Linked DNA regions of Homo sapiens: region 2 is linked to region 1. The links are chromatin loops, found by intact Hi-C in ENCODE. Cell type or tissue: PC-9. All regions are shown on one strand. Each heading gives the region's core, and the rest is flanking DNA. Links, peaks and the distances in the headings are about the cores only.

Region 1 (5,370 bases), core at 1-5,000:
CAGACCAGCACCTTCCACAGCAGAGACCCCCTCCAAGGAGCGGGCGACGTGTGACTTCCCCATGGGTGGACTCTGGGCTGCAGTGATCGGCTAGCGGTGCCATCTTTAGTCTGGGAGCTGTGTGAAGCCTGCTCCCCACCTTCCCCCTCCTGCAAATATTGGGGGAGGGGCATGGAGGACAGGAAGATAGAAGCAAAAGTGGCAGTGACCGGTGCATGAGAGATTGGGAGATACGTGCTGGGGAGGGGTTCCCCGGAGCAGAGCTGGCTGCCCTTGGCACTGGGCCCAGGCGGAGGAGTGGCAAGACCAACAGTTCCTGGAGCACAAGTCCCTCAGCCGGTGCCCAGTGCCAGCCATCGCCATGTTCTCATCTGCCAGCAGCAAAATGAGAAAAATAAGGACAATATAGTGAGGTTTTACTAAAGCTAGGTTTACTCAATCCAAAAGACTGTCCTTTTATCTGAGCTTTGTATTTTCAATCGTGTGTGTGTCTGTGTGTGTGTGTCTGTGTCTGTGTGTGTCTGTGTGTGTGAGCACAAAAGGACCTTTCCTTTGACATTTCCTTTTAATGACCTCAAACTCAGCAAAATAAAAAAACTGGTGACTAGCTGGTGTGGTGGCTCATGCCTGAAATCCCAGCACTTTGGGAGGCCGAGGTGGACAGATCGCTTAAGGCCAGTAGTCTGAGACCAGCCTGGCCAACATGGTGAAACCCCATCTCTACTAAAAATACAGAAATTAGCTGGGTATGGTGGCGGACGCCTGTAATTCCAGCTACTCGAGAAGCTGAGGCACAGGAGTCGCTTAAACCTAGGAGGCGGGGGTTGCAGTGAGCTGAGATGGCACCACTGCGCTCCAGCCTGGGTGACACAGCGAGGCTCTGTCGCAAAAACAAAACTGGTGACGACGTCAGATCCTAAATTTTTTTATTTTTTTGAAATGTTAGTGATGTGAGAAATCCGAAAGGCTGAGACCCACTGGGCTAGCTTGTACGTGGCTCTGGGTGAAACCTGGCACAGGGGGGCAATGTTTTTTAATTGAGGGATGAATCTAAACAGCTGGAAGCTTCTCCCGGGGGGAGGAGGGGCTGGGTTCTTGCCCAGACTCAGCCCCTGAGGCCCCAGCCTAGGCATCCCCAGGAAACCTGAGCAGAAGGAACATTCACGTAACTGTACTGGGAATTCTGAGAAGGGCCTAGGGGCCAGTTCCCCATGCCACACACCCTCTGCTCATCCCTGACCGGGAGCCGCGAGGCAATCTTCCCTTAAACCCCACCTCGGCCTCCCCCAGCACCCCCAAGGCTGGTTCCAAAATAGTCCAGGCCCTTGGAGGAGACATCATGGGTCGGGCTGGCTGCCTGTCCCGAGAGGACATGGCAATAACGCTGTGGCCGAATATAGAGGGACAGTAGACGCTGACAGGGGCCCTGGGGCCTGGGAGCCTCGCAGGTTCCACGGTGCCTGCTCCACCCCCATCCCTTCTGAGCCCTGCACCCCCTAACCTGGACAGCTGGGAGGCTGGCGCCCCTCTCCTGGCCCAGCCCGGCCCACCTGGGGACAGGTCCGAACAAGCCCAGGTAGAACAGGAGGCCGGCCTAGGAGGGCCCAGGGCCTGGGCTGGGCATGAGCTTGGGGCCACCTCTCTCTAGGGACTCAAAGCATTTTATAAGCTTAACTTCCCACAGGACATCCCGAGATCAGGAGACCAAGAGGAACCGGGGTGTCTGCTGCAGAGCCACTCCTGCTCTCTGTTCTCAGCTTCCGAAGGAGAACAGGGCCATAAAGCTGGGGTGTGGGAGGCTGAGAGGAGAGCAGGAAGCCAGTCCAAACCCCAATAAACTGCTGGTTGAATCGAATCACAAATAATTAGTCCCGATGGCCAAGACTGCCTCCACCCTCCTCTCCTGGGAATTAAAAGTCAAAGGGCAGAGCTGCTGACGCAGATGCCAGGGGAGACATGAGGCTTGGAACAGCTGGGACTCAGCTCCCAGGCTCCACTGCCCCAGGTCGCAGGCCCTGGTTGCCCCGGTTGCCCCGGACACGATGTCCCCCAGGCAGGCCCCTAGAGCTTCATTGCCAACTCAGGGAAGGGGGCTCTGCTCCCTCACCCTTCCCCTGGTGCTACGTCAACAGAACTAGATTCAAGGTTAATCAGGCTGCCCTGAAAACTGTTGCCAGATGACAGCCTGGAAGAAGCAGTTGCCAGCCTCTCTCCCTCCCACCCCTGTAAGAGGAGGAAGAGATCTCTGCCTCCCTGTCGAGGGGGAGCCTGGCTCCCTGAAACCCACTGCGCCCCTTCCCCTAGGTCGGCCTTGCCGCAGGCACCCCCTGGACGGCTGCACCAGGTCTGCGCGCCAGCGGTGACCCCCAGTGGTCAGTGCAGGACTTGAACCTGAGCCGTGGGCATGGCTGCTGCAGACTCATCACTGCAGCCTCAGCCCACAGCCAGTGACTTGGGAAGCCTTGCCGTGTGAGTGGTTTGGGGATTTGATCTTGGTAAGGCTGTTGCTGGCGTTTAGAGGTACTTCGTAGGTGCTGATTTTTCCTAATTGAACTGTGGCTGGATCTTGGCCTAAAGGTCCCACTGTCAGCAAATCCGTGTCCACATGCCTAAGAATGAATTCATCATCTTCTAGCCCTAAACCGGCTCCTCCTCCTGACTTCCCTATTTCTATTAATAGCACCGCCACCCTCCAAACCTCCGAGTCATCTTCAGCCGCTCCCCACACTGGGCGGGGTGCCTGATCTTGCCCCTCCTCCCTCCGCAGGTCACCCTTGCATTACTCTCCTGGACACTCGTAGCCTCTCACCTGCGTCACTGACATCCTCAACGATGCTGCTGGGTCAGACCTGGGCAGGGGACCCACCCCTCTTCCACTTACTGGCCTCGCGACCCTGGGCAAGTTACTTAAACTCTCTGAGTCTCAGCTTCCTCAGCTGTAATGTGAGGCTAATAATCACAGCCCCTCTCTCCTAGGGCATTGCATGAATTAAATGATAGGCTGGGTGTGGTGGCTCATGCCTGTAATCCCAGCACTTTGGGAGGCCCCGGTGGGAGGATCACCTGAGGTCAGGAGTTCCAGACCAGCCTGGCCAACATAGTGAAACCCCGTCTCTACTAGAAATACAAAAATTAGCCATGCCTGTAGTCCCAGCTACTCCGGAGACTGAGGCAGGAGAACCGCTTGAACCCAGGAGGCGGAGGTTGCAGCGAGCTGAGATGTGCCACTGCACTCCAGCTTGGGCGACAGAGCCAGACTCCATCTCAAAAATAAATAAATAAATAAATAAAATAAAAAAGAATTAAATGATAGAATGGACATGAAGACCCTATCACGTAAGAAATGCTCGGGCCGGGCGCGGTGGCTCACGCCTGTAATCCCAGCACTTTGGAAGGCCGAGGCAGGCGGATCACGAGGTCAGGAGATCGAGACCATCCTGGCTAACATGGCGAAACTCCATCTCTACTAAAAATACAAAAAAATTAGCCGGGCGTGGTGGCGGGAGCCTGTAGTCCCAGCTACTCGGGAGGCTGAGGCAGGAGAATGGCGTGAACCCAGGAGGCGGAGCTTGCAGTGAGCTGAGATCGTACCACTGCACTCCAGGCTGGGTGACAGAGCGAGACTCCGTCTCAAAAAAAAAGAAATGCTCAATGGGTATGGATTATTAGAAATCATCCAGTCCAATGCTCTCATTTTATAAGCAGGGAAACTGAGGCCCACGTGTCTTTACAACATGCTACAAAGCCAGGGACTTGGAAGTTCCTGAAATCTTGAAGCTCTTCCACTCCCCTCCTCCACCATCACGGCATTCTAGAACTCAGAACAAAAGGCCAGCTCTTGAGTCCTCTGGGCCCCTTCCTCTGCTTTCAGGGGCAGGTATGCTTGGGTAAGTGTGGTGGTCACTCAGTCACAGGAAGTATGTTCTGGGATGGGACAACCACAGCTGGTATCCAGCCAGCTGAGTCAGGGCCACCCATCTGCAAGGTGATGAGTGAGGCTCGGCACGTGGGCTGGCACAGCTGCCCACCTCAGGGCACACAGGGGCGTGCTCACATGGCAGCTGTCCAAAAAGGGCAGATGTCTCTGCCTTTGGCAATCCCGCCTTCACCTCCCTCTCCCCACACACACCGCACCCCAGTCACAGGGTGATCACACAGGGGTCAGAGGAAGGAGGGCAGGCTGATTCAGCCTCTTCCCATCTGGTTCTGCTTCCCTGTGGGCAGGTGTCCTTAATATTCTCTCCATGAATGAGCACCTGGTACCCACAAACTCCTTGAAATTGAAGGTAGGAGCCTTGTTCCAGGATAAGGATCATATAGCTGTCATCAGATTTCAAAAAGGATTTTACTCCCAAAAAGGCAATAGGAAGAAAAGCAAGTGGGCTGGGCGTGGTGGCTCATGCCTATAATCCCAGCACTTTGGGAGGCCGAGGCAGGTGGATCACCTGAGGTCAGGAGTTCGAGACCAGCCTGGCCAACATGGTGAAACCCCACCTCTACTAAAAATACAAAAATTAGCCAGGCATGGTGGCACGAGCCTGTAACCCCAGCTGCTTGGGAGGCTAAGGCAGGAGAATCACTTGAACCTGGGAGGCAGAGGTTGCAGTGAGCTGAGATCATGCCACTGCACTCCAGCCTGGGCAACACAGTGAGACTCTGTCTCACAAAAAAAAAAAAAAAGAAAAGAAAAGCAAGTGGACAGGCTTTAGAATTGGATGATCCAGGTTCAAACAAGGGCCCATCCTGGAGTCCTTGGCACTTACTGTCTACGACAATGGTTCTCAAGTAGGGACGATTTTGCCCCCTAGGAACATGTCTGGAGAAATTGGGTATGCTACCGGCATTTAGTGGGCAGAGGCCAAGGATGCTGCTATGTATCCTATAATGCACAGGGCAGGCCACACAGCAAAGAAGCACCCAGCCTCACATGTCAGTACTAGTGAGGTTGAGAACCGCTGGTTGAGGTGTCCTGTCAAATGGGGAAATCTGTGCCCCACAGCCGCCTTGGGGATTAAGGCAGGCAATGGATGAGGAACCCAGGACTGGGCCCAGCACACACTCCACAGTTGCATGGGATTCTCCTCTCCTAAGGACTTTTTGGCCTGGGACATGGTAGCTAGCGGGCAGAGGTGGAGTAGGCACATATTTTGGCTTTCACGAGAGAACTTTCTGAAATGATCTTGATGCTCCTGTCCCACCCAGCTCATGGCACAGTTTCTCTAGAACAATCCCATGCTCATTTATCAACAAGGAAAACCCAGGCATGGTGGCTCACACCTGTAATCCCAGCACTTTGGGAATCTGAGATAGGAGGATCACTTGAGCTCAGGAGTTCGAGACCAGCCTGGGCAACATGGCGAAACACTGATT
Region 2 (5,370 bases), core at 170-5,169, 460 kb before region 1:
TGGCAGCAGAGAACCCCCTCCCCTGTGCCAGGAGGATGACAAAAATGTTCCTGTGTTCCAGGGTAATGCCAGGTGGGTTTTGAGAGCTGGGTCGGTACTGCAGACATCTCTTCTCCGTTGTCGGGTGCCGTCTCTGCTCCTTGTGGTTATTGCTCAGCCCTGGCATCCCCAGGGGAATGGCAGCAGTGAGGTAGATGGGAGGACATTTCTGGTCAGGGAACTGGCATCCCATTCAGCATCTCAGGACTCACAGGCCAACATGTGTTCCATGGCTGGGAATTGCCTACCACCCACATCAGCTTCTGTTTACCTTTTTGGCATCAAATAATGAACAGTGTTTGGAAATCTTTCTACAGGCAATTACCTCCCCAAGAGAAGCCTTCCTTATTTTGGAGTAAGGTCCTAAGATAGCTGGATGAATCAGGAAAACCATGTCCCCTCTAGGTATTATTAATATAAGCAGGAAGGGATCTACTATAGGAATGAAGTATTTATAAACCACTGAAAGGGATAGAGAAGTGAACATTGGAGAAAGCCAGTAGCAACTGTGAGAAATCAGCAACTTGCAGGAGGCACAGAAAACTCCTGCTGATGGTCTCAGCTTCCAGCAGCACAAAAGCAGATGATGTACTGGAAAATGCTCAGAAGATGCTACAAAACCTCATGCCTACTGTCTGCCACTGCTGGAGAAGGAATCATGGTTTCTAGAAGTGCCTCTCATTAGTGGACTTTAAAGCAAATCCTGGCTGGCAGGAAATTCTGAGGAATATAGCTCTTAGGCTTCCAGCCTCTACCATGCAGGAGAGAACACAGAAGGACTGATGTATGTTGGTGGATCCATGTATGTGTCCAGCACAGCGGCCTGCTGGACTCTGAGAACTGGGAAAGATCAGAGCAAGCCTTGCCTCTTATCTTCGGGAAACCAGAATATGTTTGGGGTGGTAGGAGCCACACAGACTCTTCTGAGCCCCCTCACTCACTTCCTTCCCCCTGTGCCTTTCCTTTGAGAGTGAAGGTGGGTGGAGTTGACCAGAGAAAGGGGAGAGAATTCGGGAAAGACCCAAAGTGTTTGTAATTCTTCTTTGTCCTTTTACCTACAGAAATGGTCACATGGTTCTATTTAAATAGCCTAATAAACACATCTGGAGCCTGTCTTGACTGTGGTCCTCTCCTTTGAGCTCCTTCCTAGAGCGTGGAATCCTGATTTTGGGACTAGAACCTTAGCCTAGGGCTGAGATTCCTTCCCCCGCTCCCTACATTTTATTTTGAAGGATTTCAGACCTACAGAAAAGATAAAAGAATAGTTCATTGGAAGCCATATATCCTTTGTCTACTATGTAACTATAAAGTCTGGAAATAGGCAAATATTCATAATGCCATCAAGAACATCTTCAATCTATTGAAAAATATGATAGGCCAGATGGGGTGGTGCATGCCTATAATCCCAGCACTTGGGGAGGCCAAGACGGGAGAATCACTTGAGCCCAAGGGTTTGAGGCCAACCTGGGCAACATAGCAAGACTCTGCTTCCAAAAAAAAAAAAAAAAAAGTTTCCATACTTTGTGGTTACCCTATAGATTCATCAATTGTTAATTTTTGGCCACATTTACTTCATCTTTAGATAAATATGTCTGTATAATTTTTTTTCTGAATAATTTAAAAGTTGTAGACATCAGGCCAGGTGCAGTGACTCACACCTATAATCCCAGCACTTTGGGAGGCCGAGGCAGGTGGATCACTTAAGGTCAAGAGTTCAAGACCTGCCTGGCCAACATGGCAACACCCCTTCTCTACAAAAAAGAAAAAAAAATACAAAAATTAGCCAGGCGTGGTGGCACGCACCTGTAGTCCCAGCTACTCGAGAGGCTGAGGCAGGAGAATCGCTTGAACCTGGGAGGTGAAGGTTGCAGTGAGCTGAGATTGTGCCACTGCACTCCAGCCTGCGACAGCGAGACACCGTCTCAAAATAAATAAATAAATTCATTAGCTACATACAATCATTGTAGATAATTTTAACCTTTCTCCATTAAAAAAGAGCTTTCCATTTTTTAAAGGGCTGATACTTTTTTTTTTTTTTTTTTTGAGACAGGGCTTCACTGTGTCGCCAAAGCTGGAATGCCATGGCATGACCACAGCTCACTGCAGTTGTGACCTTTCAGGTTCCAGTGATCCTCCCACCTCAGCCTCCCAAGTAGCTGAGACTACAGGTGTGCACCACCATGCCTGGCTAATTGTTTTTTTGTAGAGATAGGGTCTCCCTATATTTCCCAGGCTGGTCTCAAACTCCTGGGCTCAAGTGATCCTCCCACCTCGGCCTCCCAAAGTACTGGGATGCAGATGTGAGCCATTGTGCCTGGTGAAGGGGTGATACTCTTAACCTGGAAGTTGTATGTTATATGTGTGAGACAGAGGGAGTGGGGAGGGGCATTTTCCTGGGAAGAGGCTCCATAAGTTTCATACCTTATGTCATAGGGTACCATGATGCCAGAAGTAATCTAGTACCACTGCCAAATGAGGCATGCTAAGCTCAGCCTCTAGCTGAGTGACTAAGAATGGGGCCTCCCCACCTCTCAGGTAAGCACGTGCGTTTCCCATGTGCCCAGTGGGTGTGAATATCAGTCCTTCCTTGACCCTGTGGTAATATGGTAAGTGTTACTACCTCTCCTTTATTCATGAAATATTAAGCAAGCACAAATGGTGTGCCAGGGACTGCACTGGGCAGCAGGGAGGAACAAGACCTGTCTTGGCCCTCGAGGCACTCACTGCCATGTTGATAGATGTGTAAAGAGATTAATTCCAGGCTTGTCAGTCAAGGTGTGCAGGCAGGTCGTTGGAGCCAGGGGCACGTTTGGTTCAGAGGGACTAGGAGCAGGACAGGGGATACCCTTTTCTTACCACCTCCATTGCCCCTGCTGCCCTGGAAAGCCTGGCCCTGGGGCAGCCTGTGGGGTCACCCGTGCTGCTCGGGGAGCTGTTTCCTGAGACTTCCCCTGATCTTGACATTCAAGAAGCGAGCACGGGGCCGAGGCAGGTGCGCCATCAGATAACCTGGGACCACTCAGGTTTCTCCCAGCTGCCAGGGCTCGTGCCACTTGAGACATCCGGGCGCTCCCTGCCAGGACACCTCATAAGGCCCGTGCAGAGGAGCTGGGTAGGAGCCAGGGCCAAGTCGGGGTGGCACAGATCACCTTCTGTGACTCAGTCTGGTCTTTCCTTCACCAGATGAATCAGAAGCTCCCGGAGGTGGAGCCCCAGAATCTAGTTTTTCAATGCTCATACATGGCCCTAATGATCATTCCCTTTTGGGAACCTCTGATTACAATCATTTCTTGCCTTCCATGCCAGGAGGCTGGGGGCAGGAGGAAAGGGAGACATGGCTATTTCCAGTGTCCTGTGACAAAGTGGGAAGGGGGGCCTTCATTTCACATCCCAGCCCTTCCATGACTCATCCATCAGGGGGCTTCTCCTCCTCCATAGTGGGACCTGGCTTGTCATCTTTTCACCTGCTCTACATGGATGCAAGTAAAAGGGGTGAACAACCCCCTTTGGTGATGAAGTTGGGGACATATAGTACATGTGGGTATGTGGTTACAGCTTGAAGCACCAAACCCTCTGTGTGCAGGCAGAGCACTGATCATTTGAAAGCCCTCCAACTGAGCCACCCCTCCCTGCTGCCGAATTGTGTGAGGTCAACAGGACAGCTCTTTTCATTTCCATCTTACAGATAGGGACATTCATGGAGGCCCTCTAACTCGACTCAAGTCCTATAAGCAGTAAGCAGAAGGCCCGGTATAACACTTCTGGGCATCCAGAACTTTGTGTCCCATCGTTGTTTTCTCCTTGCTGTAGGTCCAGGTCAAGTGGTCTTCCTCTTAAATTAGGCAAAGTCCAGACCTCTCAAATTTAGGGACAGGGAGGGTGAGGGTCTCACTGTGTCCCCCAGGCTGGAGTACAATGTTACAATCACAACTCACCGCAGCCTCAAACTCCTAGGCTCAAGTGATCCTCCCACATCAGCTCGCCAGCCCCTTGTAGCTGGCATCATGCCTGTGAGACCGCTCACTTCTCCTCTCACATCCTTCTGCAAAGAAAAGAACTTTAAATAATAGAATGAAATCACTTGTGTGGTAGATTGTATCATGTCCAAAATGTTTGCTACCCCTCCTTGGCATGAGCCTCACCTGAGGGCCTGGGGAGGATTATATACCCCTACCTTGTTGAACCTGGAAGGGCCACGAAACTTGCCTGGCACTGGTTGTAAGAGCCGGTGGGTGGTCCATCAGCTCTCTGTTGCAGTGACCTGCAATGTTCACATGGAGACTGTTTTGTCAGCCTAGGTCCCAGGGTGAAGAGGATGGTCAGAGCAGCCAGCCACAATAGACATGAAGAGTAGAGAGAAATTAACCCCTGCCATTGTAGACCAGTAGACTTTCCAGTTGTTGCTGCACCATATTTGAGACTAAACTGTCTGATTCAGTTTGTAATCCCACCATTCAAAGATTAGCCATTGTTAAGATTGTGGTGTGTATCTTAGCAGAAATTCTGATATGCAAATTAATGTATTTAGATACACAATCTTACAAAAATGGGATAATACACATCTTGCTTTGAAGCTTTATTGTCTTATCTAATATGTACTAAGTGTCTTTCCATGGTAAATTTATATCTAGATCCAATTTTTCAGTGTTGGGATCACAGTATGGCTCCATAGTGTACTAATGCATGGTTATGCCAAAAAATGTTGTTTTCCCAGTTTCTTTTCTTTTCTCTTTCTTTCCTTCTTTCTTTCTTTTCTTTTCTTTCTTTTTTTTTTTTCATCTCTGTCACCCAGGTTAGAGTGGAGTGCAGTGGCACAGTCATGGCTCACTGCAGCCTCAACCTCCTGGACTCAAGCAATCTTCCCACCTTAGCCTCCTAAGTAGCTGGAACCACCACACCTGGCTAATTTTTAAAATTTTTGTAGACAGGGTTTTGCCATGTAACTCACGTTGCTTTTGAACTCCTGAGCTCAAGCAGTCCTCCCCCGTTGGCCTCCCAAAGTGCTGGGATTACTGGGGTTACAGGTGTGAGCCACCGCCCTCAGCCTCCAGTTCCTTTTTTTTTTCTTTTTTTGAGACAGAGTCTTGCTCCCTTGCCCAGGCTGGAGTGCAGTGGCGCAATCTTGGCTCACTACAACCTCTGCCCCCCAGGTTCAAACAATTCAACATCAACCTCCCAGGCTCAAGTGATCCTCCTGCCTCAGTTCTCCACCCCTTTGTAGCTGATACTACAGATACACACCAGCGTGCCCAGCTAATTTTTAAATATTTTTACAGAGATGCAGTCTCACTATGTTGCCCAGGCTGGTCTTTTTTTTTTTTTTTTGAGATG

What was found. Peaks named below come from ENCODE experiments on the same cell type or tissue, not always from the same donor. Only the 100,000 strongest peaks of a DNase experiment are listed, where the experiment ranks them.
Region 2: it touches region 1 in a loop (7-fold over the local background); 5 of 110 quality-filtered maps call a loop at or near these places.

What each region holds. Positions count from the first base shown.
Region 1 is chr17:50,948,144-50,953,513 of GRCh38, forward strand. It overlaps LOC124904029 (a long non-coding RNA gene), which reads right to left and starts at 3,388. Exons shown (of 2, transcript XR_007065849.1): 1 at 2,810-3,388; 2 at 910-2,609. RefSeq lists a silencer at 2,205-2,499 and enhancers at 2,370-2,896, 3,537-4,038. In PC-9, for the core only: CTCF peaks have their summits at 2,362 (motif pointing left) and 2,563; DNase peaks (open chromatin) are centred at 288, 2,698 and 4,118; H3K4me3 peaks cover 445 bases; H3K27ac peaks cover 2,959 bases.
Region 2 is chr17:50,484,823-50,490,192 of GRCh38, forward strand. It overlaps RSAD1 (radical S-adenosyl methionine domain containing 1), which reads left to right. Exons shown (of 9, transcript NM_018346.3): 9 at 1-1,152. The coding sequence ends at 39. Among named protein-coding and RNA genes, the nearest start is that of RSAD1, 8.6 kb to the left of the region's middle. In PC-9, for the core only: no CTCF peak of the experiment used is centred there; DNase peaks (open chromatin) are centred at 2,629 and 3,169.